Linked DNA regions of Mus musculus: all the other regions are linked to region 1. A link is a loop called in an ENCODE intact Hi-C map of the cell type or tissue named here. Cell type or tissue: gastrocnemius. All regions are shown on one strand. Each heading gives the region's core, and the rest is flanking DNA. Links, peaks and the distances in the headings are about the cores only.

Evidence for each region. A loop is a pair of places that touch in the nucleus more often than their neighbours do. Peaks named below come from ENCODE experiments on the same cell type or tissue, not always from the same donor. Only the 100,000 strongest peaks of a DNase experiment are listed, where the experiment ranks them.
Region 2: it touches region 1 in a loop (4-fold over the local background); 24 of 42 quality-filtered maps call a loop at or near these places.
Region 3: it touches region 1 in a loop (6-fold over the local background); 25 of 42 quality-filtered maps call a loop at or near these places.
Region 4: it touches region 1 in a loop (4-fold over the local background); 24 of 42 quality-filtered maps call a loop at or near these places.

Annotation. Positions count from the first base shown.
Region 1 is chr17:63,320,205-63,328,179 of GRCm38, reverse strand. All of the region lies in intron 6 of Fbxl17 (F-box and leucine-rich repeat protein 17), which reads left to right. Among named protein-coding and RNA genes, the nearest start is that of 4930405O22Rik, 11 kb to the right of the region's middle. In gastrocnemius, for the core only: a CTCF peak has its summit at 3,985 (motif pointing left); a DNase peak (open chromatin) is centred at 3,964; H3K4me3 peaks cover 455 bases; H3K27ac peaks cover 2,303 bases.
Region 2 is chr17:63,399,575-63,407,549 of GRCm38, reverse strand. The region is part of intron 4 of Fbxl17 (F-box and leucine-rich repeat protein 17); the gene reads left to right. Among named protein-coding and RNA genes, the nearest start is that of 4930405O22Rik, 91 kb to the right of the region's middle. In gastrocnemius, for the core only: a CTCF peak has its summit at 4,538 (motif pointing right); DNase peaks (open chromatin) are centred at 2,401 and 4,608; H3K27ac peaks cover 3,310 bases.
Region 3 is chr17:63,464,665-63,472,639 of GRCm38, reverse strand. It overlaps Fbxl17 (F-box and leucine-rich repeat protein 17), which reads left to right. Exons shown (of 9, transcript NM_015794.1): 4 at 1,101-1,232. Among named protein-coding and RNA genes, the nearest start is that of Fbxl17, 32 kb to the left of the region's middle. In gastrocnemius, for the core only: CTCF peaks have their summits at 2,990 and 4,567 (motif pointing right); a DNase peak (open chromatin) is centred at 4,574.
Region 4 is chr17:63,409,680-63,417,654 of GRCm38, reverse strand. The region is part of intron 4 of Fbxl17 (F-box and leucine-rich repeat protein 17); the gene reads left to right. Among named protein-coding and RNA genes, the nearest start is that of Fbxl17, 87 kb to the left of the region's middle. In gastrocnemius, for the core only: a CTCF peak has its summit at 3,292 (motif pointing left); no DNase peak of the experiment used is centred there.

The sequences.
Region 1 (7,975 bases), core at 1,579-6,578:
CCTCTACTCCAGGTTTCTGCCCATTTGAATTTCTGTCGTCTTTGAGTTTCTGTTCTGACTTCCTTCAGATGAACAGCCATATCGAAGTGTATGCCAAATAGACCCTTTCCTCCCCATCTTTGTTCATGGTGGTTGCAGCAGTAGAGACCCTGACTGCATCAGTGGGTCTGTGCAGAGATGATTGACATTTCCCTGACACTCCCCTTCAAGCCTCTCCCTCAGGGTTTCATCTCTCGGAGCCTATCTATCTCCCTCAGCTCATCCTGGTCTTCATTTTGTTGTTGTTCTTTGTTTGGTTGTTTGTTTTTTGTTTATTTTTCAAGACAGGGTTTCTCTGTGTAGCCCTGGCTGTCCCTGAACTCACTTTGTAGAGCTGGCCTCGAACTCAGAAATCCACCTGCCTCTGCCTCCCGAGTGCTGGGATTAAAGGCGTGCGCCGCCACACCTGGCCTGGTGTTCATTTTTAACCCTCGTCATGGGATTCTCTTATTTCCTTTCTTGGATTTACCCCTATCTTTCCTCTCTCCAACTCTCCTAGTTTGAACATAATCTTGTCTTACAACAAATTAATTTTTTTTTTGCCTCTCATGATTCATGAACAGTGGCAACAGATGTATAAATTATTCGTAGCTTAGTTACATCTATCAGAATACCCCACCGGTTTAGAGAATTACTATAATAGATTGATAGTCACAGCTTACAAAACCTGTGAACATGAAGTGTGTGCGCAGTGGCTTAAATCCTTCACAGCCTGGAAGGTCAGGGCTTCTGATGATGGTTTGATGCCTTGCCCTCAGAATCCTGGATCGGGGACAGCCTGCCATTGTTTAAATTCTTGGTGTTTTCTTACCATGGAATTTTGCATATTTAGAGCATAGGTAAATTATTATTTTGATTTTGAAATGTTTTGCTACCTGCTTAAATTGTACACCTTTGAGTTGATTCTTCTGGAGTAGTGTGTGGAGTTCTGTCCACTTCCTTGCTCATATTTTAGTCATCTGTGTGAGTTCAGAGTCACAGGTAACACTGCGTTCGGAATCCCGACAGCTAGCTCATCAGTTCCTTTCCTTAAATGAAGACGCTGCTCAGAGGGCAGCACTGAGGGCAGCACTCCTTGCTCCTTGTGGTTACTGCTGGACGTCCAGTCTTTCCTCTTTACCATGAAATCAAAGTCATTGGGTATAAATGCCGTTGGAACACGCTGTGTTCATTATTGGTAGCTCTAGTTCATGCTGATCTGCCCTAGGTTACTTACTGAATCAGCCTGACTAAAGAAATAATGTAAATGGAAACATAGGCTTCGTTATTTAAACTGCCTTTGTGCTTTGCCAATAGAAAGACGAGTTGTGAGTTTCATCAGTCACGTATGCCTGGGTCATAGAGACTATCTTTAGAAGTTCCACTCTCATAATGATCCGTCTTAGGAAAGTTTCTCCTAGTGTCTGTAGTTGGCTCTGCTCTTCCTTGACTGCCCTCTTGACTGCTGACTTGGGAATTAGGATTTTCATAGAAACCTTATTTCACCTTTTTATGCAGTTTGCTTCATTAGAGCTGATGAAGTAAGATCTTCCACAAATGAAGAAACTAGAGATGTGACAGACAACCTGGTACAGATCTTGTAGGAGACAAGCTGAGACGTTGATTGACAGATTTTCCTATAATTTTGTGAAGCTAAGAGAATTTTCTTTATTAACAAGCGAGACAGATGGGCTCAAGTTTCACAGGCTTAGTATAGTTCTGCTTGTGTTTGGATGGCTTTCCCTCTTTCTTTTTATAGAACATAAGGCAGGCAGTACCACAGTGTGTGCTATAGAAGTCAGGAGGTAACCGTTATGTAAAATGATACATAATATTATATGCTATATGTAATAAAATATAATGCCTTGTTCAGATAGGGACTCAGATAGCTCAGGCTCCCCGTAGACTTACTTTTGTAGCCATGGCTGGCCTCGAAGTTCTGATTTTTCTCCCTCTACTTCCCAGGTGCTGAGATTCCCTGTTATCTATCCCCATGACTGGTCTAAACGGTTATTTTTCAATCGTGAAGTCTGGCATATATCAACCTAATCAGATGGTTTTACATCACTGCCAGTAATGGACAAGGTACTTCTTCAGAGGCAAGCCTATGGCAAGCACGGCCTCTGCTCCACTACTCTTCTGCAAGATGGGTGGTCTGCTTTTAACCACATGACTGCAGTCTGACAAATCAGGGCTGTAGGCTTAAAATGGACTCCAAGATGGTCAGTGAGATAAAAGGCAAGGACAAAAGCTTAAAGAGTGCAACAGTTACTTGCAACATGTAAATTGTTCCTTGCCTTGTGGATACACACACACACACACACACACACACACACACACACACACACACACACACACACACACATATGATCATGTCAGTTACTTTTTGTAGCCATGACTGATATGTAATATACCCTAAGAGGAGAGTGCTTTTAGGAGATACATGCTGAATATGTAGACAGGATGTTTGAAATTTATGTTCCATGGGACTGTAGAGAAACCTCCATGCTGAGAGAAATGTGAAGCAGACCTGAAGCACTAACAATTTCTGTGCTCCCATGGGGCTCATGGATATATATTCTGCCTCCTTTCTACTGGCTTACAATGTATCATAATTAAAAATTAAAAAGCAAAGAAGCAAGCACCAGGTTTCTAATTGAAAGTTGTGGGACCCAGACTCAAGAGAAAATGATGCAGAGCTATCAGCTGACATTGAACATTGATTGAAGCCTCCAAATATTCATGTAAAAGAGGGAATATTTGAAAAAATAGGGCTGGAGAGATGGTTCAGTCATTAAGAGCACTAAATGCTCTTCCAGAAGTCCCGAGTTCAATTCCCAGCAACCACATGGTGGTTCCCAGCTGTAATGGGATACGATGCCCTCTTCTGGTGTGTCTGAAGACAGATACAATGTACTAATATACATGAAAATAAATCATTCTTTTTTTTTTTTAAAGGAAAAACAAAAGATACAAGCCATCTACAAGAAGCACTTAGGCGATACAGGTTATCTTAAAATTGGGGTTTCTTCTCCGTTCCTACTAAATCAATGAATACTTACCTCGGTCTTAGCACCAGAAGGAAAGGCTGTGACACCGAGAAGGCAGAAACCAGGTGTGTGGGATGTGATGCTGGCATTGGTGTGAGCTGGTCACAGGCTTTAGAGGAAGTCAACACCATGGACTAAGTCTCACCAGTGGTAGTAAAGGCTCGGCTCTTTATGTTTAGCTCATGTGCAGTGCTCTTCACCATGTAGTCTGTGGATGCTTAGTTAGATCAACTGAAGTGGTGAGACATCAGAATCATAAGAAACCACATGTCAACAGGAAATTGTCACCATGGAAGTCCCTAAGATGGTATACTCCATTAAATGTTTATATGTAGCAATAATGCTTAAGCAGTTACTCAGCTGCTATTGCATTTGTTTAGTAAAATTATCTTTATCCTCTATGAAAATATACAAATATAAATTATTTATTGGCTTATCTCAAGGTACAGCTTGGCTGAACTTGAGTTGTTCAGTATATCTCTTATTTATTCCAATACAGAACTTGTCAGAAGGTATTAACAGAGTGATCAAGAAATTACTGCTTACTTTGTATATAAAGCCCTTGTAATGGGATATTTTCTTTAAGTGATAGAAAAAGGTAAAGAAGTTATAGGTCCCATTATCAGGGCCTCTGTTAAACGAGATATAGGTGCCTCTAAGTCATAGTCAATGCATGTGACACTATGGGAAGAAGAGAGAATTAGAATCCTTAGTTATAATAGTTGAGTTCTGGATTCATCATCACCAAAGCAGGAAGCTCTTGTTTTGCTTCAGTTATGAGAAGTCACAGGAAGGACAGAGCAGGCTTAGCACTAAGGTTGTGTCAACAGCAGTGTGCTCACTTTCACCTGCTTCCTAGGCCAGTCTTATCCAGAACCTGCACCACACCTGCCACCTCGTGGCAGTTTTAGGAATTACACAGGCTATTGTAGAGGTGAAATTGATCATATGTTGTGTGACCTTTGAGACCTCCCAAGACACTAGTGTGTATCCTTGGGATGTGACTGTTCAGACTTGACATTCCGGCATGCTTTATCACATGATTTGCCCATCATCTGTAGGTGTAATTTTCTGTAATACAGTTTAGCTTTGCTTAGACAGAGGGGTCATGCTTGTCTACTGCTCAAAGGCTTGCTTTACTTGGTAAAATATATTCTAAGGCTTATTAAGAGTTAAAGATATTACTTTAACCAGGCATCTTGGGCCACCAGCGGTTTGGGTTCCATGGGAGGGGACCAGAGTGAAGGTGGGGGCAAGACAGGAAGTCCAATAAAAAGGGCCTCAGCCTCATTTGCTCCACTGCTAAAGTTTGTCATTTCTGACTGGCTTGGTGTAAACTGTTCAAATCACTAAGGTAGAAAAGGAAATTCCATTCACATTTAAATTTTTATTTTCTGAGTTGGCTTAAAGCATTTTTATTTATTTAGATATTTTCTATGTTACAGTAAGAACGTACAGTTCTTTTTTAATGAAGAACTAGGACATATTGCAGTGATCATTCCTAGATATATCATTGCTATTACATTTGACATTTATTGAAAAAAAGATTTTTCTGTCAGGGAAGGTGCTGGGAGCACATGCAGTGAACATTTTAGCATTAATTTGTATGTCTGTCAGCGCTGCTGTCTTTATTTTGCTGTATTTATGAGTAGTTTGTGTAGTTCTGTGTCGGCAGGGAATGCGAACAGTTTCTTGCCTGTTGCTGTGTTGTGTTAGTTGTTTTCACTGAGTCTGTGCTGTAGTCTCTCATTTCTAGAATCCAGTTCCTGCAGCTGAGGAAGGTTTATCATTGCATAGTTAATGCCTTTTAAACCTTCACTAAAGACATGCCCATTCTGGTACTCGTCAGTGATGGGAAGGCTACCATGGCAGTGGGGAAGAGAGTGGAAGGGCCCGTGAGTGTGCCACTTATACCAAGGACCAGGGGCCCAGGCCAGAGGGAGAAAGCCGTGAGCACATACTATGTTGTGAACATTCCTGCAGTAGTCCACAGGATGTGCACCGACAGCAAACCTTGCACACACACATCCGGGGCAGGAGCTGAGGATGATGTCAGCACTGATGAGATCTCGAGGGACAAGGGGCCTAGGTAGGGCTGGCTGTGCAGGCCTGTGGAGGGAAGGCTGGTCAGAGGAGCCTAACTCCTTTGATAAACACTAGAAGAGTGTATGTCAGCCTTTGGTTTGTCTATGTGTGTGTGCATGCATGGGTGGGTGGATGTGGGTGTGTGTGCGCATGTGTGCATGCATATGTGGGTATGCGTGTGTGTCTCTTTGCTACCTGTGAAAGCGGGTGCCTTGTGTGTGTTAGGCAAATGCTGCACTGCTAGCCCCAGATTGGTCACTTACTTGCTTTTCTCCCCTTTTCCCTCCCTCCCTCGAGCCCTCCCTCCCCTCTCATACTTTAATTTTAGCTAAATAGTTCATCCCCACTTGCATTTAGGTGACTTCTAATACACCAGGCTTTCAACATACCAAATTTACATTTATAAAGTTATCATGCATTTTCCAATTGATTTCACTATTATGACATTAACCGTTGGATCATAGTCCTTGGTTAGACACTCTTGCCAGTTCACCTGTGTCCTTTCATTGGCTACTTTCCTTATGTCAACCAGCATATTTAATAACTACAGTAGTCAGCGTGGGGTTTGCCACACTAAACACTATTCCCCCATCGAAGTGATTGCCTGCACTGTTAGTGTCCACACATTTGACAGAAGTTGTATGTGTAATTTCTTGTAGCTTCACTGCCCCCTCCATCCATCGATAGTTATTTTTCTTTCTCATCCAGCACATTTTTGGGTCTATTCTCTAGTGGACCACAGCCGGATGCAGCTTGTCCTTTTCTTTATTCTTCTGGTGGGGAAAGGTAGGTAGTTGGACATAAACGGAATGGTCGATTCCCCAAGAGTCTTGGGGCTCCTTGGGTGATGAATGGGCATATTTAAATTTCAGTCTTTACCTTTCCTGAAGCTTAAATGCCAGGTTATTGCAATGCAAAAGCCCGAGTTCTTGAACTTCGAAGGCACTTTCCCTCCTGCTTTTCTGTCATTGTTCCTGAGAGAGTGGATTAGATTGCCTGGAGCACCAGCGCTAGAGTAGGCATAGAGCTGCAGGAACCATAGGAGGCGAGGGACACTTGCCTGAGGATGATAGTGGCATGTGCTGGTGGGAACAGAATAGTCAGGGTAGCCAGAGTCATCCTAGGGGCCTGGGATTAAGTTAACCTCCATCTGAGGATTTCCAAGTCCCCCACCACTCTGTGCACCAAAGAGGTGACAGCTTAATGGAGACTTTAAGATGTGGCTGAACTCTGGTGCTCACTCAGCACGCACTGTCTCTCAGTTCCCTTGAGCAGCCTGCCTGGGAAGAGTGTACATATTCTAAAGGAACAGTGTGCGCCCTTTACACTACTGAAGCAGCAGATCCCAAGAAACTGATATCTCCCTAGGAAACCTCTACTGGGAGAAGAAAGCCCTGGGGCAAGCAGAGATGGAGCTTGTCTCCTGAAGAAAGGCTCACCGCCTGTCAGTCTGCTGTGTAGGGAAACTGAGCAGTTCCTAGGAGGGCTGCAGGCTGTGCCCTGGCTGCTCAGTTATGCATTGCTCTAAAACCTCCTCTCCTTCCTGTTAGAGCCCTGACCCTGGGCTCGAGTCCTCCATCTGCTCCTCCCTCTTCCCTCTGCCACAGCCGAGGCAAGCTCCACCTTCTGCTTTTCTCTGGCAGTCCAAGTGGTTCGTTGAGGATGGAGGCCAAACGGAGCTCTTTGGGGTACAGGCTGTGACCCTAAGTCTGAAAATGTGACTGCCACATCTGTGCCCTTTTTCCCTAGGGTTGATGGTGGTTGCTTCTAAATTGAGTTGCGTGTTTATAGTAGGCAACGAAGGAAGGCTTTAACTCCATTCCTCCCTGAGCCAAGGAGTCCCTTTGCATACTAATAATGGAGGGGCCTACGATTCCCATTTCAAGTAGCTTTGTAAAGCTGCCTGACCTCTTAAGTAATTTTTGTTTTGTTTTGTTTTTTGTTTTTGTTTTTGTTTTTCAAATGTTATTATTGCCCACATGATAAACTTCATATTTGTAGAATTGGAACCTAAAATATAACTTACTTCGTATCCTTGAGTTTTCCATAGCAAACACTATAAGATTTTTATGTGCTCGCCGATGAAAGTAAGACAATGCAAAAGGAAAGACTGCTCTGTGAGTTGCTGTTAGTTCGTGTGGGAATGTAAAGCCCGCTTTGGGGAGCAGAACAAACAGCGGCATCTTGACAATGGTTAATATACTTGAAGTTTCTGTCTCCTCTAACAGTCCTGAGTGTCAAGTGCTCCAGGACTCTTGTCTCTGTAGAATGCAGCTCTGTTTGTTGTTACCTTGTGATACTTACTTGCATGTATTGAACTGTTTTGTATCATTTGTCTGACAAGGACAGCTTTCTCAGCCCCACCCTCACCACCACCTCCCCTGCAGCCTCTTTGTAGGGACTGAATGGCGTCTTCATGTTTCCTACAGAAGCTTCTAGCTACTGAACTATGCACACAACCCTCACAAGCTTCAGATCCATTTTAAAAATCACAAATTATAGTCCCTCATTGACAAGTGTGATTAACTAGAATATGCCAGTTTACAGAAAAGTGGGCCTTATTTTACTATTTAATTAAAAGTATCTTTGAAACTCTGATAATGAAACAGCTGTTTTCTTTGGTGCCATTATTTCTTGGTGCTCGTGAGTGTGGATTAAAACAATGCATTTAAAGTGTTACTCTTTTCTACCACATTTGTTTTTTAAAATATAGGCAAATTAACAGTGACCAGTGTGAAAGTCTAATTTACTTGAATTGTTAATTGTGTTTATTTTTATTAGATGTGAATATTCAGAGTGAGGCTTTATTTTACTGGGCTCTC
Region 2 (7,975 bases), core at 1,853-6,852, 79 kb before region 1:
ACACACAGTAACAGTAAATATAAAAATTTAAAGTAGTAGATTTATCAAGTTTGGATCATTTGGAGACAATCTTCAGAGGACAGTTTGTTTATTTGTTTGTTTGTTTTGTACATAAATACCAGAACTTCAATTTCAGAACACTTGCAGATGCACAAGATGGGAATTAAAACAAACAAACAAACAAACAAACAAACAAACAAACAGGAGAAGGCGACCCTTCCTCTAACTGTCAGAAGCAGATTTTAGAGGAACATCCAGGACAGCTTGGAAATGCTGCTTTACAGGAGCTTTACAGAGCCTTTGATCATGGAGTCAAATTCTGAGGTGTTTTATCTCCCCCCCCCCCCCCCAAGAAAACTTCATTGATTTGGTGATCTGCTCGGACTTGCTGAGCTAACTCCTTCGGATCAATGATAGAAATTCTGCATGTGTCTCTCTGTAAGCTCCAGGACGTTTACACAGCAGGGTCTCAGAAGATAAGGTCACCAGTGTGTCTCTTTTCTAAAAGTACCATCATGGCGGACTCATCTGGGTAGTATCGTCACTCCCCACTCCCTCCTGAGCGTCCCCAGGAGCTGCCAGAGACCTCCACTCAGGTGAAGACAGATTCTTGATTCTCTTGTTAACACAAATTTCATAATGTGTCTGTATAAAACAGAGATGGAGTCTATTAAGGAGAAATTGTAAGACTTAAGCAGGCAGCTAATGAACACACAGAGGAGAGAAGCGCGGTCCCACCCAGTGCAGGTGTGTGTTTTAGGAGAGAGTCTTGCAGCAGCCAAAAAGTGCTATTCTGGTGGGTCAAAGTGTTGCTAAGGAACTCTCTGTTTTTAAAAAACCTGAAAATGAGATCATAGCATGATTTCTAGATACAGTGGTTAGGATTACAGCAGAGAAAGGGAAAACACAGGGCAGGCACAAAGATTGCTCAGGGGAGTTAGGACACTCCACTCCCATATTCCCAACCCATAAAATCCATAGCTCATTTATTAGATTGATAGAGAATTACAGGCCTGCATTTCGGTAAGGAGCGAGGCTGTGCGGCTCAAGCCTGGCTCATTGCATTCTGACATTCTTATCTGAGCTATCTATGTAAAGAGCATATTTCCTCTCTATCAAGCCTCTTTACAGCACGCTCTTTTAATTGTGCTGGATGGTTGGACTCAGCCAGTGAGTTTCAACCAGACCCTAGAGCGAGGGCCTCCTTTCCTTCTCCATATTCATTTCATTTTCGTTGTGCCTCTCTGTCCTCCCTCGTCCAGATCTGCCCTGCACAATGATAGTTTGATTGTTCTCTGATGATGAAGTAGTTCTTGGCTATCTGTCGTCAGGAGTACTTTATGTCTGTAAAACTCTCTCCTATTCTAGAGTAGTGTAGGTGACCTTTACCCTTTGAATTAAAGCCAGATGAGGCCATATATATTTGCCATGGGTTATTCTCTGTGCGGTAGTGCTACTTGAGTATTTAAGTGTGGTAGTGGTCTGTAAGTGCTGCTAAATCCCTGAGCATGTGTCTGTACAGTGCCAACCTTCAGAAAACAGCTGGCTGCTGTATCCACAATAAGTATATCATGATTTGTATTTGAGGTCTTTATTAATTTCATGTCTTAGAACTACTTTAGAGGAAACTAGAAAATAGTGATCTTTTACTGTTCTGGTTTTCGAAACTTTATTGTTAGTGTCCTAGTATTATATCTTAACAGACTTGTGGCTGCTTTGATTTTGGTACTCTGGGTAGCCTGTAGTCATATGTTAGTATGTGTTTAACTGTAGCTTACTCACTCTAAGAACATTCTACCTAAGCCAGTTTTATACTTGATACCTCAACGGCTTCCTCCCACAACAAAGAACGAATGGATCTTAGGGAGGGGCTTTAGAGTTATGGAGGAGGAAACTATAACACACCGCCCCTGCCACATCACTGTTTAAGTGTCCCTGACAATCTATGTCCTCTGTGTCCTTTCCAGAGCTCAGCCCTCACTCAGCATCCCACTTTGTTGTTGTATGTACACACGCATATTTTGTAGAGGATACTCTAGATGTGTTCAGACATATGCAAAGTTATACAGTCAGTCATTGCAACTTTTTAAAATACACCACAACAAAGCTAGTAACTGACTGTGTTTATGCTTACATCTTTTCCACAAAATGTCACACAAAAAGATAAAAGGTAATTATAGGAGGGTTTGCAGTACAAATCTGTAAGGAAGAAAAGCCTATAGGACATAGAAAGGGTATTGATAAAGTTGTTCAGTTTTACTAAAAGTCTCTAGAAGGTGGAGATAGGTATATTGGGTAAACCACTGTAGCCAGTTGTCTGTGACTGTGACTCCGTAGGAGCCCGACTCTGTACTGTGCTCAAGTTGTGTGTGTGGCTTGCTCCCAGCCTGCACTGGTGCCAGCTTCTTCTGGCTCAGTTTCAGGAATCTTGTGACTTTTGAAAAGCAGCATTAGAGTTTGTCAGAATAATTCAGTTTGTCTGTGGAGCAGCTCAGTCCACTAATCTGCTGTTTGATTCATTTACTAAAGAGACAGGTGTTTCTTGCTGTTGTGTGCCAGGCCCCACACTGAATGAACTGGACTTGATTTTTCTGTGGTAATTAGGAAAATTAGAGTGGTTTTAAAAAATATGTTTGTTGTTGTTGTTGTTGTTGATTTGTTTGTTTTTTTTAGGAAGGACATCAGAGTTTTACTCTCTTATCAGTAAGGAAACAGCCTCATGTTTGAGAATTTCCCCTTACATAGTTTCCCCTTACATAGTTCTGAGCAATGCCAAGGAGTTTCTCCAGTGCTTGGGCTCAGTCACTCCAGCCTTTCTGGAATATAGTTTAATAAAATCTGTCACTAGTGTCCTTTTACATGAGTCAGAATGCAGAGTAATGTTGTAGAAACCTGGTATATGTTGTCCAAAAGATGTATATGAGGACATTCATCCACAGGGACATTTCTTGCAATATAAAGGCAAAATAAGCAGTCCAAATGAGATATGCCCCAAAATAGGAGTAATCAAATAAATTTCCATTTTTGTGTGTGTTAGAGTACATGTAGCTTTTAAGTAGATAAAATAAACTAGGCATGCTACCGTGAAAGCAACTCCGAGATATTGTATGTGAAAAAGGAAAGTTTCAAACACTATGTCAAGTATAGCAATTGTATAAAATCAGAAGGAAATTAAGCAGATGACTATTCTATATGGAGACATCCTCACTGAGCATTGTGAGGGCCTTTGGGAATGAAAGTGATGCCCTCTAGCTTTGATCTTGTACCATTCAGTGCCCTGCTAGACTGTGCTGTCTCACTGGTATTTGATACTGTTTCCTGCCAATAGAGCTTATCTCTGATTTTCAATCTCCTCACCCTCCACCCCTATTTCCATTTTAATGATCAAACACTACCAGCTGCAAGGAGAAAACAAGCAAAAATCAGCCATTGACTGGGTGATTCTGTAAACACAAAAGAGCTCTGCTTTCAGTAAGCATTGATGGTCACTGAGAACAGCCCTTCAAAACAGGTCCTCATTAATTGAAATTTATTGTCTTGTATTTCAGACATGATGTAAAGGTCAGGAGAGCAATGGCCAGAGCCAGTTGGTCATTAACTGGCAATCATTGACCTTAAAAGGAGAATTGGTCTTCAGAATGCTTTTCTGAAGTTGCTAATAACTGTATCTGAAGACTAGCAGTTATATTGTGCCAGTGACAAGCATGCCAAGAGACATTGGCCCCATTCAGATGAAAAATTATGTTTCCAGTGTGTAATTTGCAATAGCATTCATCAAAATTATGCATTCTTTCTAAAAGGAAAAAAAAATTGATTGGTAGCAGCCACAGTGCCAGGGATAGCATTAATGGTGCTGAAACATCTAAATTCCCTGGCTTTTAAACCTAAAAAAAAAAAAAAAACCTTTGAGGAGATTTATATGGGCTCTTGGATATGAAATACTTCGTAAAAAATAATAAGGTCATGCTTTGCTTACATGCCAAAACCATGCTTTGTTAACATAGCTGGGAAGTGCAGCCTGGGCCTCCTAACAGCTGCGTGGTGCCTTCATTCACCGTTGTGTACCGTGGCTGGAAGAACAGTATTTCTCCCCATTTGTATTTTATTAGCAAAACATGTCTAATGGTGGACTATAGGTTCCTGATAGCTTGTTCATGAAACTAAGGTCACATGTCTCCTGTTCTTGGAATTACACTGTTCCTCATAGATCTTGCTTAGAAGCTTGGACTGTGAACTGCAGCCGAAGTCGGGAATGCCCCTTAGAGGTGCAGAGGTCCCTTGTCTTTCTCCTACACTGTAAGTTCAGGTCCTGTCAGTGGTGGTAGACAAGACTCACCTTGCATGGTGATGCAAGTAACACTGACCGTGGTGGCCGTTTTTATGCATTAACACATTGGCACAGAATAGGGCAGTCCATGTGTTGTGTTTGGCCAGATCGTAAGAAAGAACTTTGTTTCTGACCATTTGTCACTGTGATTAAAACTCACGCGCTGTGGTGCAGCAGCCCGGTGCCCTCTTGGCTGCTCCTTTATCTGCCCTAACAGCAGAGGGTACTCAATCCCTCTCAGAAGGCCTTGGGGCAAGGGCCATCTGCTGGGTCAGCACAGGACAGACACAGGAAAGGGAGGTGTGGCTGCCCTCCAAGTCCCTTGGTGAATGAGTGTTGCTGCATGTTTAGGAAGCCTGAGGATGGAGGTGGAGCCTGCTGCACCCCTCTGAATTTCCTGTTGTTTCTTCTTCTGAGTTTTCTCAGAGCGCCCCCCCCCTTCCTATTTTAAGAGCTTCCTTTTGTTATTCTTTTCTGGCAGGTTGGCTGGCTGGCTAAGAAGTTCTCCAAAGTTTTCAGTATACATCTTCATTTCCTATTCATTCCTGAAGTGTATTTTTGCTAGATTTAGACTTTTGGCTTGAAAATTTTAAATGCCTTAATACTTTAAAGTATTGCCTTACTCTCCTGATGCTGGTAAAGATGTCTTTCAATTACTCTTCTCCTTTGCAGAGAGGGTTTACAGCTTTCAGGATGTTTCGGCTTGACTCTTGGGGAATTCATTATGCGATATCTTACCCTGGATTTCTGTGGGTCTCTCTTTTGGGAGCTTTCCTGACCTTAAACTTTCAGGTTCACATCACTTATGAAACCAGGGGGAATTTCTTCTGTTTCTCTGAATATCAGCTTAGTTCCTGTATTCACTCTAAAGTTCTCATGACAGGACTGTGAACACCCTTGAGACAACACCATGTGTGTCAGGGCTATGTTTGGTTTGGGTGTGTTTTCCCTACGTTTTTTAGATGGGTACTTGCTACTGTTTTATCTTAAAGTCTAGAGTTTTTCCTCTCTTGACTTCATTGTTCTGTTTAGAACAGTGGTTCTCAACCTGTTGGTCATGACCCCTCTGGGGGCTCTAAGGACTCTCACTCTTACAGATATTTACATTGTGATTCGTAACTAACAAAATTACAGTTATAAATTAGGAACAAAAATAATTTTATGGTTGAGGGTCTCGTATAACATGAGGAATTGTATTAAAACAGTTGCGCTTTAGGAAGGTTTAGAACCACTGGCTTAAAATGGCCAGAGACTTGATTTTGGTTGTTGATTATTCTTCTTTGGTCTCACGTTTACATTTGGTTTTTCTGTTAATACTCATTGCTTTGCTGACATCATTTATTTTCCTTTCTTTCTTTCTTTCTTTCTTTCTTTCTTTCTTTCTTTCTTTCTTTCTTTCTCTCTTTCTCTCTTTCTCTCTTTCTCTCTTTCTCTCTTTCTCTCTTTCTCTCTTTCTCTCTTTCTCTCTTTCTCTCTTTCTCTTTCTCTCTTTCTTTCTCTCTTTCTTTCTCTCTTTCTTTCTCTCTTTCTTTCTCTCTTTCTTTCTCTCTTTCTCTTTCTCTCTCTCTTTCTCTCTCTCTCTCTTCCTTTCTCTCTCTTCCTTTCTCTCTCTCTCTCTCTCTCTTTATTTCTTTTTTGATTTTTAGAAACAGGGTTTCTCTGTGTAGCCCTTGCTGTCCTGGAACTCACTCTGTAGACCAGGCTGGCCTCAAACTCAGAAATCCGCCTGCTTCTGCCTCCTGAGTGCTGGGATTAAAGGTGCGCACCACCACTTCTTCAAGCCTATACTTGTTTTCTGAGTGTTTTATGGAGTGGTGCTTTACAGTTGTTACCAGGCAATCTTAGTCCCTGCATTATACTGGTGTTGCTGTCTCTGTTGTCTTCCTAGCTATACTGCCAGGCACCACAGGGGCTGCTGCTAGTTCTCTGGCTGACGTTTTCCTCAGTCAGGGTCTCTGATTGAGAGGTGCAATTGGACACACCAGTGAGCACAGGCATGGCTTACATCTTCTTCTCCTCTCAGTGCTGGCACCCTATCTAATTTGAACCTCTGTAGGCCTTGAGTCTGTGAGTTCATATGTGCATTGGCCCTGTTGTATATGGAATACATTTGTTTTCTTGGACTTGTATATCACCATTGGCTTTTGTAACCTTTCTGCCTCCTTTCCCACATAGGTTCTCTGAGTCTCGACCAACACATCCCTTTTAAGACTGAGTGCTCCAATCTCACACTGTATATTGTGGGTTGTGGGTCTCAGTATTAGTTCCTGTCTACTTCAAGAGGAAGCTCTTCCAACGAGGATTGAGCAGTGTTCTGCCCTCTGGTGTAACAGCTTGTCATTTGGAGATTTTCATTCCCACGACTGTTTAACCTCCTTGTTTTGGGGCAAGTAGTGACTCACGGTGGGAGTTCATGGCCACAGAAGCTGTTCACAGTGTTGTTGGAGGATTCCAATATCATGGTCAAGGCATGCCTCCTTTGACTCAACTCTTGCTCTCCGTCTCCAGGGTCTTGCCACTTCTAATCAATACAACAGGCTAGAAATGTAAACCTCTGAACACCTGAGCAACTGGAGTCCCTTGCATAGTATTTGCTAGTTTCCAGTCTAGGTCTTTTTTGAAAACATAAGGAGAAAGATGGTGTGTGTGTGTATGCATGTGCCTGTGTGTGTGCTGAATGGCAGCTCTCTTTTCCTTGTCTCTTGTGTTCAGTTCCTCTTGAATTTTAGTTGTTTTATTTTTGTTGTTAGAAAAATATCCCAAAACTTTGTGTGTGAGACAGGCGTCTGTTTGAGGTAGGTCCAAGATAGATTTGGAGTTCAGGTGAGGATGTTTGGTGCAGACTAGAGTAGGTAGCATTCAGGCATTGAAAAGCTGGAGGCTGTGATTGCTGTAGAACCACACCATGACCTGGGAATAGTTTAGAACAGAAAAATAGACAGAAAAAGGCATCAAGTGGCTTTAATGTCGCAGATACGGATATTCTAGAGTCAGAGCAAATAGAGCCTGTGGGAGCAGGAGTGAGGCAGCCCCTCAGAGATGCCTGCAGGGGAATTGAGAGATGGTGCTCTCTAGAAGGCAGACTAACGGAGACTAGCTCCCTTACCTATTAGGCCACTAAAAGCAGGCACCAGTGGGTCTGGAGGAACATCGGGTGTCTCTTACCTTCAGATGGGCACGACTGAGCAGCTCGGTAGTCCAAGCAGAGTACATCGTGTCACTGGGGCAGTGGGCTGACCAGTTCCTGGAGTGTGCGCCTCAGTCACATGTCTCAGATTCATGCACCTTTTAATAAGAGGCTCTGACTCGATGACTCGGTTTGCAACACATCTACATGCATTCATATTTTTATTTTAAACTAACAAATTAATTCAGCATGGAATTGTTTTTATCAGTTTTAAAGAAGAACTTTAAAGTTTTTTCAGCATGTATAAACTAAAAGCACACTTAAAAATAGCTTTTGGGCTTGAAACAGTGTACTCAAACTTCATGTGCACTGCTTTGTCAAAATGTTCTTTCTCCATGGTTTATTAAAAAGCTCTTTTCTTTTTTTCAAGGACAAAGACCAGTTGATATAAATGTGATAAATGTGATAATATGGTACTGATTTTTATTTAGCATTTTAAGGACATTTCTGTTTTTTGTGTG
Region 3 (7,975 bases), core at 1,810-6,809, 140 kb before region 1:
CAGAGATACTTGGGCATTCATGTTTGCTGTTGCTTTGTTCACTATAGCAAGGACATGAAATCAGCCTAGATGTCTGCTAGTAGATGTTGGCTTCGAATATTAAAATATGATACATGCCATGGGATTTTGCTTAGCTGTAAAGAGAAGTCGTGGAATTTTTAGGAACAGTACATGGATCTGTAAATTATTCTTCTAAGCAAATTGACCCAGACACAGAAAGATAGACTGCATGTTCTGTCTCATATGTGGATTTCAGCTTTTAATGTGCACGCGTGTGCACACAAACACACACACACACACATAAAGGAGTATGGGCAAAGATTGAGAAATTCAAAGAGAGAGAGAGAGAGAGAGAGAGAGAGAGAGACAGACAGAATGAGAGAGCACATGAGAGAACAATTTTTCTGATGAAGACCCGAGGACAAGAGGAACCACGTGACATGAAAACACACCCGAAGCAGTGGAAGACAAAGGGACACGAGTGGAGAGGAGAATCAACCAAAACAAGTTTGCTTGGGAATCACACAATGAAGCAGTACTGCGTGCTGATTTCAAGACTCAGTTAATGGGAAGGCAGTCAGGGGATGAAGCTCTCTGCAGTCATTAAAGCCAGTCGTCTGCATGTCAGTCTGCATTTCCGTCTCTCTGTAGACTTGTCTGTTCATCTAAGCTTATGTACCCATTTTGCTATGAAAGTATGTATACATTTTCATATTCTTACTTTTCTGATTTTCTAGAACTTAAAGGCTGTGCAGTACTGGTTTGAACGATGATGCCATCATTTTTATATGTAGGTCCTCCCACCCCCAGTCTACATATACTATTAAGACTTAAATAAAACTGTGAACTTAAGACTGTTAAGTCTGTGTATGTTGGTGTTGTGTGGTGCAATTGAAACAAGTATGCTAGAGGGCAGGTGGTTTCTAAAATGCTGTTTTAAGTTATGAGTTGCCTTTGTTACTTTATCTTATTTTAAAAGTAACTTACAAGTGGTCATTTATCTTTGGTATGGCTTCTTTAAAATACTGCACGGAAATCTCACTAGAAATATGTTGCCTTTGTTCTTTTCCAAGCATTGAGCCAAATCTCTTTGTTTACAGCTGGGCTCAAGATGCAGAGAACTCAAAGACATCCATTTTGGCCAGTGTTACAAGATCTCAGATGAAGGCATGATTGTCATAGCTAAGAGCTGCCTGAAGTTACAGAGGATATACATGCAGGAAAACAAATTAGTAAGTACTTGTTTTTGTCAGTGCTGTTCAGTGTGTTCCTTCCCACCGTCTGAATTCCCTTTACTCTGTTTACAAGTTGTCTCCTGGTTATCAAGTGGGAAACACTACTCATTGAAACGCAGAAGTTCCCCAGTTGTTTTATAGTCTGGTCCCATAAGAGAATAGATGCTCGTGTGTGGTGCTGGGCTTTTAAACCTTCATTAGTGTTTGCTGCTGTGTCTGACAGGGAATCTAACTCAGGCCTACTGGAATAGATAAATCTGTTCGGTTGGAGTTCCTGTGGTGCCTGTAGGAATGACAATAATTCTAGATTAAGAATATTTTAATGCCCAGAACTGTGTGTATTTACAGATAGAGCTTTTTACTAGAATGGTGAAAAGATAGGATCTAGTAAATGCATGCAGGTAAAGAATCTCAAGGATGACGTAAGTTTTATATTTTGAGCACATGCATACGTGTCTCACAGTGGGTTAATGTACCGCTCAGTTTTTTTTTTTCTTGTTGAGATATAATCACATAAGGTGTATTGGTTTTTATTATATCCGTAAAGCTATGCAGTCGTCACCAAGATCTAATATATAACATTTTCTTTATCAGCTTAGACTCTTCTCTTTAGCCATTGCTTCCTGTTTCCCTTTCCCTAGCACATGGTAGTTGCTAATTTATATCCTGTTTTTTTGTGAGTTAGCCTATTTTATATGTTTTAGTAGAAGTGGAATCACATTGTACTGATCTTTCATGTTTTTTTAGGTTCAGCTATGCTGTAGCTTGTAGCTAAATGAAACTCAAAGCCATTTTAATTTTGACTGATAGGGATAGCATATCAGTTACCAGAAAATGTTGTCCCTGGGAGGAGCTGGCGGGAGTTTCCAATGTCAGAATAGTGTATTTATAAAAAAGACTTACTTTTAAACTTGCATCTCAAAATGGAGGCATTTTTGTTGCTTTTTTCAGTTTTAAAACTTTTGAAATTAAAAAAAAAATTAGGTAATAATATAGCATTTCTCCCTTCCTGTTCTTCTGTCCAAGCCCTCCTGTATGCTCTTCCCCACTCGCCATCAAACTCAAAACTTCTTTTCACTAATCGCTATTGTACATTTCTAAGTATAACTTGTTCAGTTTGTATAGTTATTTGAATGTGTGTTCTCAGGGCTGACCGCTTGGTATAGGACAACCAGTTGGTGTGCTTGTCTCTCTCCCGGCCTTCCTCTGTTCTCCGCGGTTCTTTGTGTAGAGTGAGGCCTCCTGGGTTTTCCCCGGGCTAGTTTGGCATGTGTGTTGGTGTTACCATTGTGCAGCCTATGTTTGGGCAGTCACATTTGTAAAATTCTATGGGTACGAGGAGACAGTCTTGCAGCAAACTCCACGATCCTCTGCCTGTCTCTTCCGATTGTCTCGCCCCTCTTCTGAGGTGCTCTCTGAGCCTTAGGGGTGGGAGTGCTTTGTAGATGTATCCATTGGGGCTGGGCTCACAATTGCCTTTGGATTGGTTGTGTTTTTTCTGTGCTGGGATCTATTGCAAGGAGAAGTTTCCTTGATGAGGCGTGAAGACTACACTTCTCTGTGGGTCTGAGGATGAGTGTTTATAGATTGCTGTTAGGGATTATGATGGTTTAATAGATTAGTAGATTCTCCTCCGATAACCATGAATTAACTTGAGTGAGTAGTTAGCTAGGTTTCTGGTCTCCGACATGGTTGGTCTCCCTCTTATTGATCAGGTTTTAAATCCAGTAAGAGATCTGTTGTTACCACAAGGGTATGTGTGCCACTACTGCCCCCTTAGGGTTGCCATGCCACGCTGGCATTGATGTGGCTCATGGGCATCACAAATGTGGAGAATTGTTGGCTGCCCCCTTATTTTGGCAGCTTCCTTGGTGTTTCTGGTACCATTAATGTTAGTCCACAAGGAGGTCCCATTCGTTTTTGAAATGTTAAAAACAAACAAACAAACCAAAACATACATCATGTGCCGGGCGTGGTGGCACACGCCTTTAATCCCAGCACTTGGGAGGCAGAGGCAGGCAGATTTCTGAGTTCGAGGCCATCCTGGTCTACAAAGTGAGTTCCAGGACAGCCATGGCTACATAGAGAAACCCTGTCTCAAAAAACCAGAAAAAACAACAAAACAAAACACCAAAAAAACATACATGTACAAACTTCAGTTGTGGAAGGGATGACACTTTTTGAAATGATTTAAAAATTGAAACACCATGAATTAAAATTAAGTGCTTTTATTGCCACAAGATATGCTTTTACCTCGAAAATACACAGTAAAGAGTACGTCAGAGTCCTCTTTAAAGTTACTGTGAATATAAGTCATTTGAGGGTGTATGGTTTCTGGGTCAGATAGACTGACATTTTGTTTCTCACTTGCATTGGAACCTTGAGAAAATTACTGAAGGTCATGAAACCTTGTGAATCCTTACTTTATAGTGGTGGTGTGTTGATAATTTGTCTTACAGGCTGTATTTGAGGATTAAGTGGCATAATAAATACTCTAAAATTACTCAGTGCACTCTGACTCATAAGATACACTAGAAGCCTAAAGTAGTCCTTACTTTATCATAAAGTAATTCATTAATAAGCTTTGGTACCTCTGGTATACAACATAATAAATGAAAGGCTGTTCATCCTATCTTAAAGATTTTCTAATTTTTAGTAGTATCTTTGTTGGCTTGGCTGGCACTTGTGTTCGTTTCAGCACAGAGAGCTCCGTGCACTGCTGTCCCTGTAGGATTTAGCTGATGGCTTTTCAAAGGCGGTGCTGTCCATGTCGGGAGGATAGGCTTTATTTTCTTCCTGGCCTTGTCCGTGTTGTCTTACATTGAATAAGTGTCAGATACTTAAATCCGGAGAGAACCAGATCCGGATTTGGTTTTTATTTCATGAGGGATTTAAAGTGTTTCGATAAACCTTAAAGAGAAGCCAACATAATTCTCATTAAGGTTCTTAGAAGGAAATTCAGAACATGTTGAGCTCTGTTGGAGAGTTGAATTCCTGATAGCTAACTTTTCATAGGACTTAAACATATTTATGTAATAGATGAAATATCTAAGTTGTCAACTGTTTTGGCTTTGAGAAGTATATTGGTTATTTGCTGATTTTTATTAGCTACTAATAGAGATATTGAAGAAAGAATTCTTTCTAGAAAAGATGCCAGCAGAGTTTGACCTGTACTTTGACCAGTATTCAAATGAACTTCGTTATTTTTCTCTCTTAATAAATTGAATCTTCTCTAAAACACTGTTAGAGCTCCTGCTTGCCTGTGTAGTCAGGAATAACCAGGGTTAATTGGTTTTGTAGCTTCGGCATCGTTCATGTTAGGCGTTGGCCTTTAGGTGGCAGCATTGACTCGGTACATGGCTCACTGACAGGGCTTTTCCATCCTTGATGCAACTATAAAGATGTAATGCTTGCACTTTCTGCTGCTGGGAAGCCTCATTTAAAGTTATTTTCTTTTAGGTGGTCGTAGTGGGGAGACTTACTTTTCCTGCCATATGAAATACTAATTGCCTGAAGAACACTACCAGTTGAAATTGCCTTTGTATGTGAAGCAGGAAGAGAATGTGAATATTCTTATTTGTGGTTCCAACTTAAGCGGAATAAAATTTAGAATATGAGAGGGATATCTTTGTTTATTAAAAGCTTATATATCACTATTTGACATTTAGAGTCAAAAAATTAAGGACTACTTCATTGTAGTCCTTTAAAAAGAGTGAGCTTGTGTTTCTCTCACTTTGAGTGCTGCAGGTGCTTCCATGGATGCATTCTGCAATGTCTGTAAACCCCGTGTAGACGCTCGAACAGGTTAGTGAGGGTCCAGCTTGTCCCACACTTTCCTCTTTCTCCTGGCGAGTGCCTTTCAGTCCCTTTGGTGCACAGTCTGCCACAGAGCTATTTTTAAGGTTATATCTAGCGAGAGCATTGTCTTAGTCTATTTTCTTCTGCTGTAATAGAATACTCATGGCTTAGTAATTTGTCAAAGCAGAGGTTTATCTGGCACATGGTCCTGGAGGCTTCGAAGTCCAGGAGAGTGTATTGTACAGCTTTAGTGCCATATCAACCCATGGCTGACAGTAGAGGGGGAAAAGGAGGGTGGGTGGTGGAAGGAAGGGAGGGAGGGAGGGAGGGGATACAAAATACCAAAGAGCAGTAGATCTGTGCTCACCACACAGAAATTGGTAACATTCTGTTAAACTTTCTGCTGCTCTTTAAAGTAGTAAAGCAAGCCAACTTAAGTTTCCACTGCTTCACAGTGTTTCCTCCCATTGTCTGCTCCCAGAGGCAGCTGTATTGATGACCTAGGGTTTCTAAGAAGGATTTCAGTGTCCACATGGATAAGATAGCATTTGTCTGCATGTAATTTATATTTGTTGTCATAAGGCTAAGTATCTGATCTCACAGTATGTGTTCACTCTGTCCTTGGTGTTCAGCTTAATTGTTGGGGTGTAGCCACAGTGACTGTGTAATTCATTCTTGTTATGTGCTGGTGCCCTGTGCTGTGTCTTTTGTTTGTTCATTGCTACTTGATGGCACATACATTGTGTCTAGCATTTTGTTCTGTCAGGGAGTATTGCGTAGACTCTGCGTGTCAGTCAGCTGTGCATGTGGAAGCGCTTCTGTAAGGATATCAAGGGCACTGAGACAGCCTCAGTTCCAGCTTACTTTACTAAGACCTGGTCACTCCTTGATTGAAATGGCTTGAGTGTGCTTCCTGCTCAAGGCCTGTCATTTCTCCCGAGGGCAGGGATTATCTCGTCACCTTTTTATCTTTCTCTTTGTGAGTGTATATAAATTTGGGTTTAGTGGTATAGGGGTTACTTCTGACTTGAGTATACCATTGAACTGTATTTCTTTAAACCGTCTGGGAATGTGCTCTTAAAAATAAGATAGACTTGAATGAGTAAGTAATAGCTTTTTAGTGTAATGATGTAAAATTAATAGTTTTTAGGTAAAAAAAAAAGTAACTTTTTAAAAACTGAGTTGCCTCACCTATCATGTGATTTTTGTGCTTGTTCTTCCCAGGCAAGTTGGTCACTGAGATTGGAGAGGATTGGAATGGTTCAGCACATGTAGCTCTAACCAAATAGACTATAGAGTTCTGGTCAGAATTATGCTCACTAGTATATTCTGGTAATAAGTTGGTTTTATTTTGTTGAAATACTATTTGTAAAAGTGGAAATTACAGAATAATTTCAATCTAAGAGTAAATTTTTACTTGTATGGTCTTTGTTAGGTCTTGTCATTCTTTTTAATTTATTCATATCTTTATCTAAGAGTATTTTCTTATGTACCAGATAACTTGTTAACATAAATGCATTTATTCTATCATTTTAAATGCATAGAAAAACAAGAATGAATGTATGCATTGTATGGAGGGCAGGCAGTGACTTGGATAATATCTCAATAACTTTTCTTGGTAGTGCATTATTGTTTTTACCCTGCAGATTTACTTGCCTAATTCTATTTGTTTAGTAATATTAAAATTAGTTTATAAACTCAAAGGACTCATCAGCTGGTGACAGGGAAGCCCAGATGCCCACAGAAGCCCAGAGACTCCAAGTCTGGAAGTTTGGTGTTGGAGGCCTGATGCAGACACTCAGTGTGGAAAATGCAGGGTGATGATGCCCAAAACAGGACACCACAAACACTATTTTAATATTCTTTTTCTAGAGTGTTTTGTGTGTGTGTGTCAAATTTTAGACGCCTTCCTTGAGTTTGTAATTTTCAGTTAATAAGGTAATATGTAATTGGTGGAGGTCCTCTACTTGTGTCTCTTCTTGCTTCTGTATGTATAATTAATTTTTTTATGTTCTTAGGGTTGCATATTTTAAGAAATTAGAAATATGTGAGCAAATCACATTATCTCTCTGTTCCAAGAGTGAAAGTGCTGGCTTGGCTTTGTGCTGGAGTGCTGGCACCGGGAGATAGTGTGTTAAGATAGAGAATCACATCATTAGGTTTGGCAAATAGAAATTTATAAGGCTGGGTGCCAGAGGGATGCTGGGAGTGCATTAAGCCTGTCATTTATGAGGACTTGTTTCCCTCAACTACCTTCCAGCTTGCCAGTCAGCAAATGAGATGTAGTATTTGGATCTGGGGGAAGTTTTGGCTAATGTTTTTCTTTATTCACAGTAATGAGGTGTTAAGGTTTGTAGGTTATGTGAGACTTAATTTCATTATTATTTTAGTGATCAGGCCTAAAGACAGAAGAATTGGAGAATTGCTTCTTCTCGTTTTCTGCCCCGGGTTCCTTTCCCCTATCCTTTAAATTTACCTCTCTGGATGTCGTTTACAAACTATGCTTAATTTGTTTTACAGATTCATAGATTACAGTTTTTCTATTATTTTATTATCATTATTTAAAAGAAGCAGCACTGTCACTGCCCTACAACTCTTGGGCTTTTGACATAACTGGTCTTCTGCCAGAAGCTGTACAAGCTAAGTGCCCATGCAACCCTGTGTGGGTGGCGCTTCTGCTGCTTGCCCCGGTGATACAGATGCACACACTCGTGGTGTGCGGGTTGTCTACGTTGCCTCCCTTTTCAATCTTTGCTATTTAAAATAAAAATTATTTTATTGTAATGAATTTATAAATAAAATCAGTGTACATCTAGGTTTAGGTGACCGTTCAAACAGACACTGGCTCAGTCCCAGCCTTTCCGTATTGAAGTGTAACTGGTACATTGTGCACGGTTGGACTAATCATCCAGCAGTCGTGGGCGCTGTCAGTCACCCTGAAG
Region 4 (7,975 bases), core at 1,344-6,343, 90 kb before region 1:
GATAAAGAAAATGGAGTAGTAATCAGAAGTTAAAAAAATCTGGGCTGTTGGTGGCAAGGCCTCTGTTGCTGATGACAAGACCCATACAACTCACTGAACGTAAAGAAGTTGAGCTGGTAGCCAGGCAGCAGTGGCACACGCCTTTAATTCCAGCACTTGGGAGGCAGAGGCAGGCAGATTTCTGAGTTTGAGGCCAGCCTGGTCTATGGAGTGAGTTCCAGGACAGCCAGGGCTACACACAGAGAAACCCTGTCTCGAAAAACAAAAACAAAAACAAAACAAAAAAAAAGAAGTTGAGCTGGTGCTTCCATAGAGCCTTTGCCCGCTATGGGCTAGTGTTCTTGGTACAGGAAGGTACTTCGAGAGCTACCAAAGGAGAAATGTAAACACCAGCCCAGATACAGTGGTGTCCTGCTTGCAAGAAATGCTAGGGCAATGGTGGTACAAAGCGTGTGGGAGTGACTGACCAATATCTAATTTGAGTTAAGGTCCACTCCATCTTAAAATACATGTCTCAAGCGTTAACAATTTGTAAAATTAAGAATGTACAGTTACGTAATTTTTTAATCTTTATATAACTAAGAAGTTGAATATTTTGTGGGTATATATATATATTCACACACATATATACACACACGTATATACATACACATCATACCATACATACCAGACACATCACACACATAGATGTGTGTACGCATGTACACGCAGGCATACACACACAAACACACACCCGCACATACATAGAGTTCTTTATTTTTAGTCCAGTAGTAAAAACCTGGTCTGTTTTACAAATATGTTCCAGAACATGCTTGTGAGATACCACCTTTACTCTCTTTATGTTCCAGAACATGCTTGTGAGATACCGCCTTTACTCTCTTTAGAGAGTTCCATGGATAGTGTTTTACAAGTGTCACATTTTCTGTTGTAGAGAAATACTTGGAAATTTAGATTTGTTTCTGTAATTTAGAAACAATGAAATACCAGTAAGGTAAACATTCCCGAGCATAGTTCTCAGACCCAAGCTAACTGTAAGGCTGCATTTGCCAGGCCACTCCGCTGAGCTTATAGTCTGACCCATCCTGCAAAACCAATTTATTTGCATGCATACACTTTCTGGAGTTGCTTTGAATACCTATATATGAGCACTTGTAAATATTAAGGTAATAAGCAATATAAAGATTTATAAAGCCTTACTTTTTAAAAAATTAAAATTTCATTCTTTTAAAACAGGGAAGGTGGTTCTTAACTACCAAATAGATCTTTAATAATATAAGTCATTTCCCTAATTACCCACTACTGGAACATCATGATTGTAGTATGTTAGTTTTTATAATTTTTTTACTAATGTGTAAATGTTAAATATATTTAATAGTTAAGAGAATATTTTGAATAATTTTTATGAGAACCTTAAATAGTTACAGCTTACCCTGTAGAATAAATATTAAATCTTAATAATCATTAGTAAAATTATTTCTCATTATTCTAAATTTAAAATTAGTAGTACAATCTCTGCAGGTTAGTTACTGTTTTTTAATTAAAGGGCTGTTTTTTTTTTTTAATTTATTTATTTAATGTATATGAGTACACGGTCTCTATCTTCATGCACACCAGAAGAGGGCGTCAGATCTCATTACAGATGGTTGTGAGCCACCATGTGGTTGCTGGGAATTGAACTCAGTTGGTGCTTTTAACCGCTGAGCCATCTCTCCAGCCCTAAAGGGCTGTTTTTGAGTCTTGAAAAGACTTTGTGTATTTTAGAACTTTACTGCAGCTTGATCACATTGTAAGATTCAGATGTGTGAACGATTTGGGGAGCATGCCGAGTGATAGCATGTGTGAGTGGTGCTTCCCAAATCTGTATTTTCAATTTTTAATTGCTTCAGTTATGATCAGTACTGGTCTGAAAGTAGTAGATATGCACTTCTGGAAATAAGCAAGCTTTAAATTGCTTGCTGCTGTGGATACTCACATGCAGTCATGTTCAATCCCTGGCCCTTTCTCATGTAACTTGAGTGAGGCCTTTTCCAGCACATTGTACTTTACAGTGTGGCGGCTCTCTTGGGGCCACATCAGGGATCCGAAGAGATGAGTGTTATCAGGCAGCATAGATGCTATCACATAGAATCATTCTATTTTCTGTAACACGGGAATATCCGTGGTTAACAACAGTTAATTGAGAGTATTACAGAATATCTAGTTTCCGGCATTTTAAATGTTACCAACAGAGAGAAATAATGAACACTTATTCATTAGTGGTTGTGTCTGTCAAATTGGCATAACCATGACTAGCATTGTGTACTACAAATAAGTAAAGTTAGTGTATGTCAAAGAAAACTAAGAGGTTATAGAGTACTTAAGAAAATAAAGCAAGTCTTAGAAAGGCAGGACCTCAGCTCTCATCCACTGAGACGTCTCTTATCAAGGTGAGCTTATTAGCATGTTAAATTCTTTGTTTGCTTTTTTGAGACAGGGTTTCTTTGTGTAGCTCTGGCTGTCCTGGAACTTGCTCTAGACCAAGCTGTCCTTGAACTCACAGTGATTCCATCTGCCTCTGCTTGCTGAGTGCTGGGACTATCAGTGTGCACCACTTCCACCCAGCTTATATCAAAACTTTTTTTTTTTTTTTTTTTGGTTTTTCAAGACAGGGTTTCTCTGTATAGCCTTGGCTGTCCTGGAACTCACTTTGTAGACCAGGAACATTGTTCCAAAGCTTCCCCTCTGAAAGCTCTAAGGGATTTAATCCCCTTAATTTAACCATAGCTGGTAGTATCCTCCTCAGCCTCCTTTGTCCCATTGTTCTTTTCATGCTGTGCTAGGAGCTTTGTCTTCCTGTAGCTCTGGAGATTTAGAGTTTATACTGGTGTTCCCTGCCTTCCCCAACCCCAGGACACTTACTGTGTGGCTGTTCACATATCTTCTGATCTTGACTTCTGTTTTTTATATTTTTATATGTGATCCTTTCCTTTTGCCTTTCAGGAAAAATCCCCAATCTGATTCTTGAAGACAATAAGTAGCTATGTTTATTTTAGTTATCTGTTATTTTAGACAATCATTTCTGTTGCTTTCGACATATTTTAAAGGCTTAGTACCTGTGCAACACAGTCTGCAGTAGGCAGCCATGAGAACCCACAGTTCTCAGCTGTGAGAAGTACAAGAACATGCTAGGAACCAACTGGTAGGTTACTAGCTGGGAATTCAGTGTCTCAGAAACAAATTTGTCCCTGTCCTGGCCATTGCTTGGTGCCATCTAGTGGTCATTTAGCCTCTGGCTTTAATTTCCATGAACAAAATTTAGTTTTCTTTGATGGCCTTCTTGAGATCAGCAGTACTTTTAAGACACTGAGTAAAGTCATTTCTTGTTTTGTGAGGTAGATTGGAGTAGTTATCTGGGTGAAATGTAGTCACAGAAGACTACATTTTTTCTGTAAAGGTGACATTCCCTGGCATGGCTTATTGTCTTCTGCCCTTTTCACATTTCTGCCAGAAGGGGATGCCAGTGTTACATGTTTAGGTTTTAAAATGTGTTTGATGGGTGGATGTTTTTCATAGTTGATTTCTAGATCAATTCTGATCCCCATGGTGTAGCTACTCTATAGGGCAATGTGAGTTGGAGGGATGGGAGGCCGGCCTGTGATCACTGTGTGTTCATGTGTGGACCACTGTCTGCTGCTTTTCTACACAGGCGCTCACCTCCACACCATTAGATGCCTGAAGTAGGCTCATACTAATGTTGGACCCTTTCTGGAGACGCTCAGTGGTGTTGTGATGATGGTCCACTCGCTGTTTATCCTCAGGAGATGCAAGGACAGAAACCTTCCTCAAAACACATTCTGCACAAAGGAGAGCCCAACACCCAGACCCAGACATATATCATTTTTTTAACCTGTTAATTTTTTGCTTTTTCTTTCCTTAATTGTGCCTTTATATTTATGGTTTTGTCTTTTCTTTTCTTTTCTTTTCTTTTCTTTTCTTTTCTTTTCTTTTCTTTTCCTTTCCTTTCCTTTCCTTTCCTTTCCTTTCCTTTCCTTTCCTTTCCTTTTCTGTATTGAATTGGAGATCTTGTACAGAGAAAGAAGCACATTCTGAATCTCTGATCTAAAATGTGATATTGAATATTAGGAATTTAAATAGACTTGCTTTATACACGATGTTCTCTTGGGTCAGTTTTCTTACGTGCTTGGAAAGCTGTATTTACATTTTTTTTTCTCCTCAAATTGAAATTCTGTGGATATCTGAATAGCCAGTAGCAGCAGAAATCTGTCAGGTTGCAGGGTGTATGTGAATGCTTTCCTTATGAGCTCTAACTGCTTGGAAATATGTGGGTTCTGAATATTACCTATCATATTTTTATTTTATTTAGTTTTTTTATTGTTTAGTGTAATTTTAATTTATAGCAGTAGAATTTCTTTGAAATTCAGTGTCCTATTATTTCAGCAATGTATCCTGGTCAGACTTTGTTGGCTTTCCTACCAACTATATAGGCTTCTAGTATGTTTTACAGAAGACAGGTTTGGGAGTTTGAATAAAAATGGCTCCCCTATACTCTCCTGCACCCTTCCCCCCAGCCCATAAGGAGTGAGACTATTAGGAGGTATGGCCTTATTACGCGTGGCCTTGTTGGGGAAAGTGTGTCACTGGGGATGACTCAGATGCTCAAGCCACACCCAGGGTGGCATTCTCTTCCTGCAGCCTGTGGATCCAGATGCAAAACTCTCAGCTACCTTCCCAGTATACATTCTAATATATTCAACTGATCATCATAGGCATTATTAGAATTCTTAGGTTGAATCTTGGCTTTGCCAAGTGGTACCTGTGGGCATAGATTAATGCCTCAGTTGCCCATTGGTGAGCTAAATGTATTCCTGACAGGACCTGACTAATTCCCTATTAAATAGTAAGTCTTCAGTTAATGATAGTGATTATTATCAGTTAATGATAGTGATTATTATCAGTTAATGATAGTGATTATTATCATCTAAACTTTCTGTTTTTAGGAAACTTTATGATCTGAATGTTTCTAACATCTGACTTCTAAGTACCATCTCAAAATTTCTATAAGCATATATTTTTCACAACCTACTTTAATAAGGGTTCAACCTCCCCTCTAGCCCACCATCCACCAGAGGTAGTGGAAAAGAAAGGTTATTAGGATGGGGAGAGCAGAAGTGGACCTGTTTAGAAATAGTTCTTTGGGGAGATTCCAATGTTCATTGTTTTCAGTTCAGTCCACTGGTAAACACCAACCATGAATCAGCAGCTGCAGTCCAGTCCACTAGGCAGGCACCATGCATTAATCAGCAAGGGCAGTTCAATCCAGAAGAAACAGTGAGGCTCGCCAACTGGCTTGAGTCCTCGACAGAATCGGCAATAAGCCACAGGATGAGAAGTTTCTCTCTATAGCGTCACTACAGACAAAACTCAACCATGCAATGGAAGGCGAACCAATACATGCGTGTAGTCAGTGAAGATCAGCAAAGCGGAGCAAAGCAAACCAGTGCTCCAGCTCCCAGTGTCTGTGGGTCATATTTAAATTCGTTCAAAACAGCACGTGTCCTTTCCTGTGTCCTGCTTTAGCAAAACATCCTTTCACCTGTGTCTGCTTTAGGGAAACATTTTTTTACATGCCTGCTTTAGCAATACATCCTTTCACTGTGTGTCCCAGGAAAACATTTGACATAACTGACTTCCCAAAGAATCCAGAAGTTTGCCCTTCTGATTCCCTCTGTGTTACTCAGGAACTTGCAGGCCTTCCATCATTCTGCACCCTCTCTTGGTGGGCGTGTGCCTAGATAAGGTTTCTATGTAAGCCTTACTATTCTAACGTTGTTCTCTGAGAGAGGTCAGAAATCCACCTGTGATATTTCCAGCACTTCCTGTTTATAGCTAAGGAAACTGGAGGTGGCATGCTGAGGTCTGTTATCACACATCATGCCCTTTGCCCCTTCACTGTATCTCATTAGCATCGCTTGTCAGCATGCTCTCTGTTTCCTTTCTGGAGATGGAGTCTTAAGTGTGTGACCCTTTTATTACAGCTGTCTGATGCCAGGATTTCAGGTGCTCTGTGTCTCTCTGTTAGCTTTTACATTTTTTCACCTTACCTCATCAGTGGAATGTCCTGTAACATTGTGATATATGGAATGGATATAGAACCTCAGGCAGCCTCCTGTTGAGTAAAACACAGGTTGGTAAATGAAACATTGTTAGAACAGTTTCAACATTCTTTTTTTTTTTTTCTTAAAATGTCAAGGGGTCACAGCAGAAGTCATGAGATCTTATGTAGTAAAGATGACATTGGTGTAGAATTCCTCTTACACACCTAGAAAACTAAGCTAGGAAAACACAAAGGAACAAAACCTGATCCCAGACACATATTCACTCAGGTAAACCAAAGCTGTGGTGAGAAGAGCCCATGATGTGGCTGAGCTCGGAACTGTTTATATGGTTGTAATTATATAATAAGAGCTCAACCTAAATTACCACAGAATAAGTTGGATCCAGACAGAGCCCAAGTCTCACTGTTATACATGGAATATGACTCAAACTTTATATTAAAAACTGTCAGTATAGGCATTTGAAAGTATGGAAGCATATTCTAGAAAGATCTGATGGAACTAAAAATGTTTTCCTCTGGGAAGGGAGGTAAATGGTGGGAGGCTGGGGAGAGACTAGTCCTCTGTATTTAAACAAGCCTTCTGGAGTTACTTGATGATTAAACCATGTGGACACATAATCTTAATAAAATGAAAGATAAAATAAAGAAAAACCAAACTTGCCTAATGATAAATATTTTGACTTTAACTCAAACTATTGCTTTGCTCAAATGTCAATATAAGCACCAGTTTTCTTGAGAAGGCATCATATTTAATTAATTTGCCTAATATTAAATGAATGTGAGCTAGATGGAGCAGGGGCTGCAAATGTCAATGAGACAATAGTCCGTGCTTGCAGGAAAGTCATAGTCCTGTCAGGAGGTGAGATGTGCACATGGCCCGCGTGGAGTTGTAGCACAGCACCTGCAGAAGAGCAGGCTTTCCTGAAGCCCCGACTCTGGCCTTCACTCAGCTCCTAAGTCCAACGATGGAGCCTTTGATTCCTTGGTCTCATTTGGGTGTTAATTTCTATCATTGTTGCTCTTGACTGTTTTCTCTGGGCCTGCTTGGCTCAGATACTTGTAAGTTAAAGATATTCAGCAGATAGGAAGAGAACTCTTTCATCAGTGGTTCTGCGTCGAACTCTAGTTTTCTTCTTTTTCATGTCAGAACAAATGTTTTCTTCACATGCTGACACTTTAAGTACCTGTAGTGGGGTAGGGACAGAGGTCCTGCAGAGTCATGTGTCACATGATACTAGAAACCAAACTCCACTCAGCTCATCTCCCCTAGACTTGGACTTTGAGCCACAGACTCTTACACCTGGATGGGTTAGAATCTAGGAGGATAATTTTATATTTGAAAATGGTTTCTCTGAGTGTAACATGTTGGGCCACACAGAAGAATAGCTTAGAAGCCAGTATTTCAAGCTTTCCTTAGTATCTCTGCATGCTTGTCAGGACCATGGAGTTTTGCTGGCCACTTCTCATAGTTCCTCACTAATCGCCATGGGCGCTCTGGGTCTTAGTGAAAGTGGGATACTTTTAATCTTCCAGTATCAGATTTTGGAGTATTTCATACTTTAGATTTTCGCATGAGGGCTGTTTAAGCAGTCCCCAAATCAAAGGCACTCTGAAGCTGAAAGCCCCAGTGCTAAGGAGTTTACAGAAAGGACAGTCAGCCATTACTGTTTCCTGTTTCTCACTAATAGCTGTGTAGAAACTTTAAAATCTGTTTGTAGTGATATCTGTTTAAAAGCTCCATTTCCTAAGTGATTTGTCTAAGGTTGTTTAGCTCGAAACAGACTGCAGAAGTGTCATTTATAAAACCCTTGGAAGGATTTACATTCTTTGGAGTTTTAAGATTGGGGTTTGCAGTCAGAG